Linked DNA regions of Homo sapiens: region 1 is linked to region 2. The links are chromatin contacts, found by Hi-C or POLR2A ChIA-PET in ENCODE. All regions are on one chromosome and are shown on one strand. Each heading gives the region's core, a stretch centred on a gene start or an enhancer-like site at or near the end of the contact. The rest is flanking DNA. Distances are from core to core; before and after follow the strand shown. Region 1 overlaps LPP (LIM domain containing preferred translocation partner in lipoma). Region 2 has its middle 32 kb from the start of BCL6.

What was found. Hi-C counts contacts between places; a loop is a spot of excess contacts on that map. ChIA-PET counts read pairs that join two places held with the same protein, here RNA polymerase II (POLR2A). Pooled maps may share reads with other maps.
Region 1: a pooled map shows a loop between it and region 2 (4-fold over the local background). The contact joins two enhancer-like sites. A Hi-C loop is called at or near these places in 1 of 37 single-sample maps with no recorded cell type and 7 of 50 pooled maps. POLR2A ChIA-PET finds 5 or more read pairs at or near these places in 1 of 52 experiments (activated CD4-positive, alpha-beta T cell).

Annotation. Positions count from the first base shown.
Region 1 is chr3:188,389,392-188,392,844 of GRCh38, forward strand. The region is part of intron 3 of LPP (LIM domain containing preferred translocation partner in lipoma); the gene reads left to right. Among named protein-coding and RNA genes, the nearest start is that of LPP-AS1, 180 kb to the right of the region's middle. Within about 2 kb of position 1,605, at least 18 of the 41 ENCODE cell types and tissues checked have a DNase peak (open chromatin) inside an H3K27ac peak, as active enhancers do.
Region 2 is chr3:187,776,008-187,779,523 of GRCh38, forward strand. No RefSeq gene overlaps it. Among named protein-coding and RNA genes, the nearest start is that of BCL6, 32 kb to the left of the region's middle. Within about 2 kb of position 1,809, at least 7 of the 41 ENCODE cell types and tissues checked have a DNase peak (open chromatin) inside an H3K27ac peak, as active enhancers do.

The sequences.
Region 1 (3,453 bases), core at 355-2,854, 610 kb after region 2:
ACCTGACCGCTTGACAGTGGATTGAGGATGGAGGGCACTGAGCAGTTTTGGCTGTGCTTGACCTCCTGCTTAGTTTCCCTCCATGGTCTCTTAGAAATCTGAGACTGGGCGTGGTGGCTCACGTCTGTAATCCCAGCACTTTGGGAGGCCAAGGTGGGTGGATCACCTGAGGTCAGGAGTTCGAGACCAGCCTGGCCAATGTGGCGAAACGCCATCTGTACTAAAAATACTAAAGTTAGCCAGGTGTGGTGGCAGGAGCCTATAATCCTGGCTACTCAGGAGGCTGAGGCAGGAGAATCACTTGAACCCGGGAGGCAGAGGTTGCAGTGAGCCAAGATTGTGCCACTGTACTCTAGTCTGGGCAACAGAGTGGGACTCCGTCTCAAAAAAAAAAAAAAAAAAATGGGACTCCGTCTCAAAAAAAAAAAGAAAAGAAAAAAAGAAAGAAATCTGGGTGAGTTGTTGCCTGAATCTTGTCTGAACCTGCCTATCCCCTCTGGGTCCTGAAATCTAACTGTGGGTGAGATCTGCCTTTGCATTTCTGTTCATCCAGGTGAGCAAACCTGGAGTTTGGCCTCACTCTGTCCAATTGTGTTCCTTCCAAGAGATAAAACTGAGAAAGTGGTAAAGTCACTTGCATAAGCCACTTTCAGATCCATAGAGGACCCACAGCATGAGATTCTGACTGTTATTATTACAGAGGTAGAAGCGTCATTTTCTTGGAGCTGTGTCTCCGTGTCTTTGGTGTGCCACAGTCACAGGCCTGCTCCTGCCCCTCCCTGCAATCTTTCCATTGTTGTGTGTGGTACAGGAACTGAGACAATTATGACAGAGCCGAGCTGGTTTCTCTTCTCTTTTGGACATCATTGTTTGTCACAATTCTGATCACCATTTCTTCCTCTAGATCACAAAATTGTAAAATCACTGCTATATTTACATTTTCTTTTGCTGCCTGGGCTTTAAAAAGTACTATTTATAGCTTTCCTTTGAAATTCCTTTATTAATAGTCTTCCTTCACATGTATATCACTCTGCTATTTACAAAATGCTCTTACGTTTAGTATTTCACTTGATCAGCATAAACACCCATGGGATAAGCTAGGCAGGATTGTTGTCTCCATTTTACAGGTGAGGAAATTAAGGCTCAGTGAGGCCTGGAAGGCCCTGGCCTGCAGCCACTGCTGGACCGGGTGCCAGAACTGGGTTTAGACGTCTTACTAGATCTCTCTTGCTGTTTTTCTTTCCGTCTACAAAAACTCCTTCTCATTTATGAGTTTCAAAGATTTTCTTGTCTGACACATAAGGAAATTAGTGGCTTTTCTTGAGAGATCTAAGCATTACTGCATTTGCCTAATATTTCTTTTACTATACCTATTGGTCTGAGTACTTTAAGAGAAACCAGTGTCTGTAAATAATCTTCCTTCTTGTCAGACATGGAGGCAGAAATTTTCCAAGAAGAGAGAGACCCTGAAGACACTGTTTGTTCTCTGCTGTTCTTAACAAGTACTGCAACCACAATTTTGGATTTTTCTCCTCGAGGCTTTCTAGTTGTAGGCTGCCACAGAATACTTCGGGGTCACAGATTCCTATTCCCTTTTAAACTGTATCGGGCATGTGTGTTATGTGACCTTTGTGTTCTGACCTTCAGATTTAGGGAACTGAAGATTTAGGAAGTCTTGTTAGGACTTAAATCCAAGTAAATTCCCTCATGAGTACAAAGACTCATCTGTGGAGGTGTGGAATGTTGGAGAGAAAGGGACTTTCATTCATCTAGCCCCCTGGGTTAGAAAACAGGGCTGGTGAGTGATAGAGCTGAGGCTAGCGTGCGGAGATCAGACTAGATTCGGCTTTCTGCTGGCTTCCTCCATATCACTCAGTACTTCTGGAGTTGTAGCATGCCTCTTCCCCCTGGACTGGGAGCTTTGAGAGGGACGGCACTGGGTGTGCTCTGTGCACGGCTCTTCTAGAGGTGATCCAAGTGCTTTGCATAGGCACTCAGGATTTATTTGCTTGATGAATTTGAACCTGTCTGTTGTTGATAAAATATCATTATTGCCCATAAGGATCTTGAGGGAGTTTGTAAGGATCTTGAGGGAGTTTCAGTCAGGATTCACTATAGGAAACAAACCACTTTAGATATTTTAAGTGGAAGGTACTTAATACAGGGTGTTTCACAGAAGTAATTAGATGGACTGCATGGAGCAGAATCGAGGCTGTCTCCAGAAATGAATCACAAAACTGCACAAAATTATTCCATTTTCTACAATCAAGCAAGACAAAAATGGTGAAGCCACCATGGGAATTACTGAGTTCAGTGATACATCACAAAACTTGTGAAACAGAGATCAAAAGCCATAGTCAGAATGATGGTAGCTGGACACTGAGACATGAGTCCAGCTACTTACTCTTTTTGTCACGGCTGCTTTTTGACAGCCACCAAGCTGAAGACTCAATATGAGAACACAGATGCTGAAAAACCCCATGTCTGTGTCACCATTCTTCTAACAGAAAACAGGGCAAACAGCAGAAACATGTCTTCCATCTTACTTTTGCCTTTCAAATATCAAGCCAATTACATATATTTTGGCAGAATTTCTTTTGCAATCAAACCTTACCTGCAAGACAGCCTGTGCAATATGGGAAGTTTGAGTGTCGATCTACCATATCCACCACATTAAGGGTGATGGTTTTCATATTTCGGGCATGTCTTCCATAAGGCTTTGTGTGTAGTAGATATTAAGTTGGAACCAGAGTAACAATTACGTTCTATTACATCTCTACTTGTCAGTGTAGTTAATTATATAACAGAATGGACTGCAACAGTTTTACTTTAGGGAATCCCTAAGGGGGAATTCCTATTTATCAGAAAAATGCTGTAAGGAGGGAAGACCCTGAGGTGGGAGAGTATTCTAAACTGTTTTGGTTTCAAACATCTTGGAAAGTACTACATGGAGACATGCGATATTATAACATATCAGTGCTTACCATGTCTGGGGGGAGTTCTGTCTTAAAAAAGCTTGCCTACCTTCTATGCTGTTGCTCCCTCGCTGCACTGTTTTGACCCCACTTTCCTCCTCACCAGCCAAATACAAGTTTTGCAATGAGAATTAATGTAAAATGGTTTCTTTATAACAAACTAAATAGGCTTATTCTTAAAAGGAAACATAGAGGTTGTTAAACCGTTGTTTTCCCTACATTTCATGCAATCACAGTACAACTCACAGGTCAGTTATTCTTGAATTTTAACCAAAAATTTCTAAATTGTCTTGACAATAAACAGGCAAAATAGGTAAAAGAAATTTCCAAAACAAGCAGAATGAGCAACTGGGACCATCCTGGCCAGATACTGAGGTGCATTTATAAGGCAACCTTGATTGAAAAAGGAGGTGGTCCTGGAATAGATGGGAGGCCACTGCAGTAACAAAACCCACCCAGACACAAGGCAACTGCACGT
Region 2 (3,516 bases), core at 559-3,058:
TATTAAGCATCTACTGTGATCTAGCCACTTTACGTACATTATAGCACTCATCTTCCCAATGACTCTGTAAGATTGGTGTTATTATGCTTGTTTTTCAGGTGAGTAAACTGAGGCTCAGAAGACCGATAGCCAATGTAGCAGAGATAAGATTTAGAGGCCAGTCTTCTGGCCTCAAAATCTGTGCTGTTTTTCACCATGTCTACCATCTTCTCCAGATTTCTCAAACCCATTCTGTGTCCCATCCACCAACAAAGCCCACACATTTTATATGGCTGGTGCTGGTATGGAAAAAACTTGAGACTTTTTAAAAATTCCATGGCTATTAGTTTAATTATCTCATCAGTCAGTTAAGGAAGTATCTCCTTTATTTATTGGTGTGTTTCTCATATTTAATGCATGTTATTAATGTATTAAATTAATAATAGTAATGCAAATTAAAACTGTAGCATCTGGTGTTAAGCGGCAATGCTTGATATACAAACTTAAATAAATAAATAACATTCTGAAATATTTATTTACCAGTCATAATTTTAAAAATTGTTTATACTAAAACATGTTTATAGTAAAGACTATCTGCAAAATTGAAAATCAGAACTTGTGGGATTTTTTTGCAGTAATGCTAAGTCCAGCATTTGGTTATAAATTCTTTGCATACATTTTTTTCTTTAATGTATGCATTTTTAAAATATATATTTTGATGTTTTAAATAGAAAACATGGATTAAATAAATATTTGCCTTAATAAAGAAAGAGCTACTTTCCAGGTTAGAGTAATATTTATATACGAACAATAGATCATGGGTTCTAATAGTTCCAATGGTCCGAAAGTAAAAGAAAATGAAACATAAGATTTTAGCAGAATCCTTCCATTGCTGCTGTTAAAGTCTTGGGTGAAAGTCCATAAACATAAAACATAATGGTCTATGGGGAGTTCTACTGCAGAGGACAATTATGTGGCAGTTTAGAGAAGCCAGTCCTTGGGCTGATGAAAGAAGATCATCTTGTGAATAAAGTTGTTATGAGATGTAAGATGTATGATTTATACTCTTGTTTCATACCCAAGTGATATGTAAGCATCTTCTCTTCCTTCTAAAACTCACTGAGAATTCTTCAGTTCAAATATACAAACAATTAGAGTCAGCAATAGAAGCACAATAAAAATAGCTAACCTCCAGTGAATGCTTAGTACAAGCCAGGCACTGTTCTATACACTTACAGCTATTAACTCTCAGTCTTCATAATAAGTCGGTGCATAAGGAACTGTTATTATATCTACTTTTACAAATGCCCAAGTTTGTACAGCTGCTACATGAGGGAGTCTTTGTTCAGAGCGAGGCAGCGGCTCCAGGGCCTGGGGTCTTTTTAACACAGTGCTTCACTGCCTCTATCAAGTCCTGGTCAGTGGACAGGTCTTCCACTCCAGAGACAGTAGCCCAAGTAGCAAGAGTGAAGTCTGCTATGTGGTAAGTGTTTGAGGAGGATCTTTGTGGTTTCTGCCACCTCAATGCCACCATCTTCCTTACCAGAGAGAACTTCCTATTTTGATGGGTGAGTCATCTAGTTATTCTTCGTGATCTTCAGTTCAATTTCCTCTTTAAGGAGAAGCTTATTCATGCTCAGAATTAGACTTGTCTTACCGGTTACCTCTGAATATTCTGTTGATCATTCTCTGAGGTTGAATAATCTTTTCTCTGCCAACATCTACCCTTCCCTAAACTTGAAAAATACCAGTCAATGCTCATCTTCCTAAAATGTAAGCCCCCAAAAAACAGGACTCACGTCTGTTGAAAAATGACTCACCTCTGCGGCCTTCTTGTCTCAGCAGTCCCCTAGACATCTGCCCTAGTATAGATCCTTTCAGTCATTGAACTCAGCAAACATTCATTGTGCAGTCACTATGGAAAGAGGATGTGAGGTCCTGCACATGGAGTGAGAACATTCATACTAGAAGATTCACACTTTCTTCATTCATGTATTTATTCATTCACTCAATTAAGAAGCATTTATTAAGCACTTCCTGTGCCAAACACCTACAATAAATGGAGGCATGGATGTTAAGAATTAAGGATTTACACTGGAAATCCCTGGTTTCCAATTTGACTTCACCTAATACCTGTGAACTCTGGCAACTTTCTTAACCTCTCTGGGCCCCTGTTACTTCATTTCCAAAATGAAAACTACCAGTATCAACAGCCTTATTTAGCTGTGATGGTTAAAAGAGATCACACATGTTAAGTGTTTGATAAATGTCATCCATTAGGTAACGGGCATAATCCTTGTTCTCAAGGAAACAACAAACTCAGGAGAAGACAAATTATTAGAATGTGAAGTACAAATAAAAATGATAAGGGGCTGGGCACAGTAACTCACACCTGTAATCTCAACTTTGGGAGACTGAGGTGGGAGGATTGCTTGAGACCAAGAGTTCAAAACCAGCCTGAGAAACACAGTGAGACCCTATCTCTAAAATATATATATATATACACATATATATATATACATACATATATATATATATATATATATATATATTAGCCAGGTGTGATGGCACATGTCTATAGTCTCACCTGCTCAGGAGTCTGAGATGGGAGGATCACTTGAGACCAGGAGTTTGAGGCTGCAGTGAACCGTGATCATGCCACTGCACTCCAGCCTGGGTGACAGGGTGAGACCCTGTTTCTGAAATAGATAAATAAATGAATAAATAAATAAATAATTTTTTAGAATGATAAGTGGCGCTCAGATTAAGGTTGAGATGACTTACAACAGAGAAAATCAACGAAGACTTCCTTTTAGAAGGAGGCTGCATTTGAGCAGGTCTGCACACACAGACATGCAGAGGACAGGCATTCCAGGAGGTGGAGATGCCCCAACAAACAAGTGGAGGTATTAAAGAGTAAGTTCATGTTCTGAACTCCTGAGTCACTGGGTGATTAATTTGACAAAAGTATAGGAGACATAAAGGGGATAGGCTGTGCCAATCCTAGAGAAAAGAGTTGGAAATATCTTGGTGAGCACCATGAAAACTAGTTGAGCAATTTGGGTTCCATACAAAATGGGCCAGGCATGTAGCTGTACATTTATGTGCATTATTCACTAGTTTCTTTTTTGTTTTCAACTGTGGATGGGTGTGACATCTGTATTCTCACCTTTAGATTTTAAGTAATCTATTCCTTCATGTTTGGGGAATTTGATCACCTCCCAATGTGTTTAACCATCCATCATGTCACTTGAGCGATTAGTTGCCCTATGAAGAAGGCTCATGGTGGAGATGAGCCCATTTTACCAATGAAGAAACTCACATGGAGAGGTGGGATAACCCGTCTGTTCCAACAGCTGTTACTTGAATGGGTTGGGGTGGGAATTTCATGGCTCCTGATTCTAAGACCCTTTCTGATTTCTGAGGTGGAGGGATGCAAGCCCACTGCGACAGGGAAGCTGAGGCCATGTTTCCTTAGTGCCAAGAAGAGAAATTTTGACAACAGGGCCCTGCAGCTTGGGGTTGCTTCTGCCACCA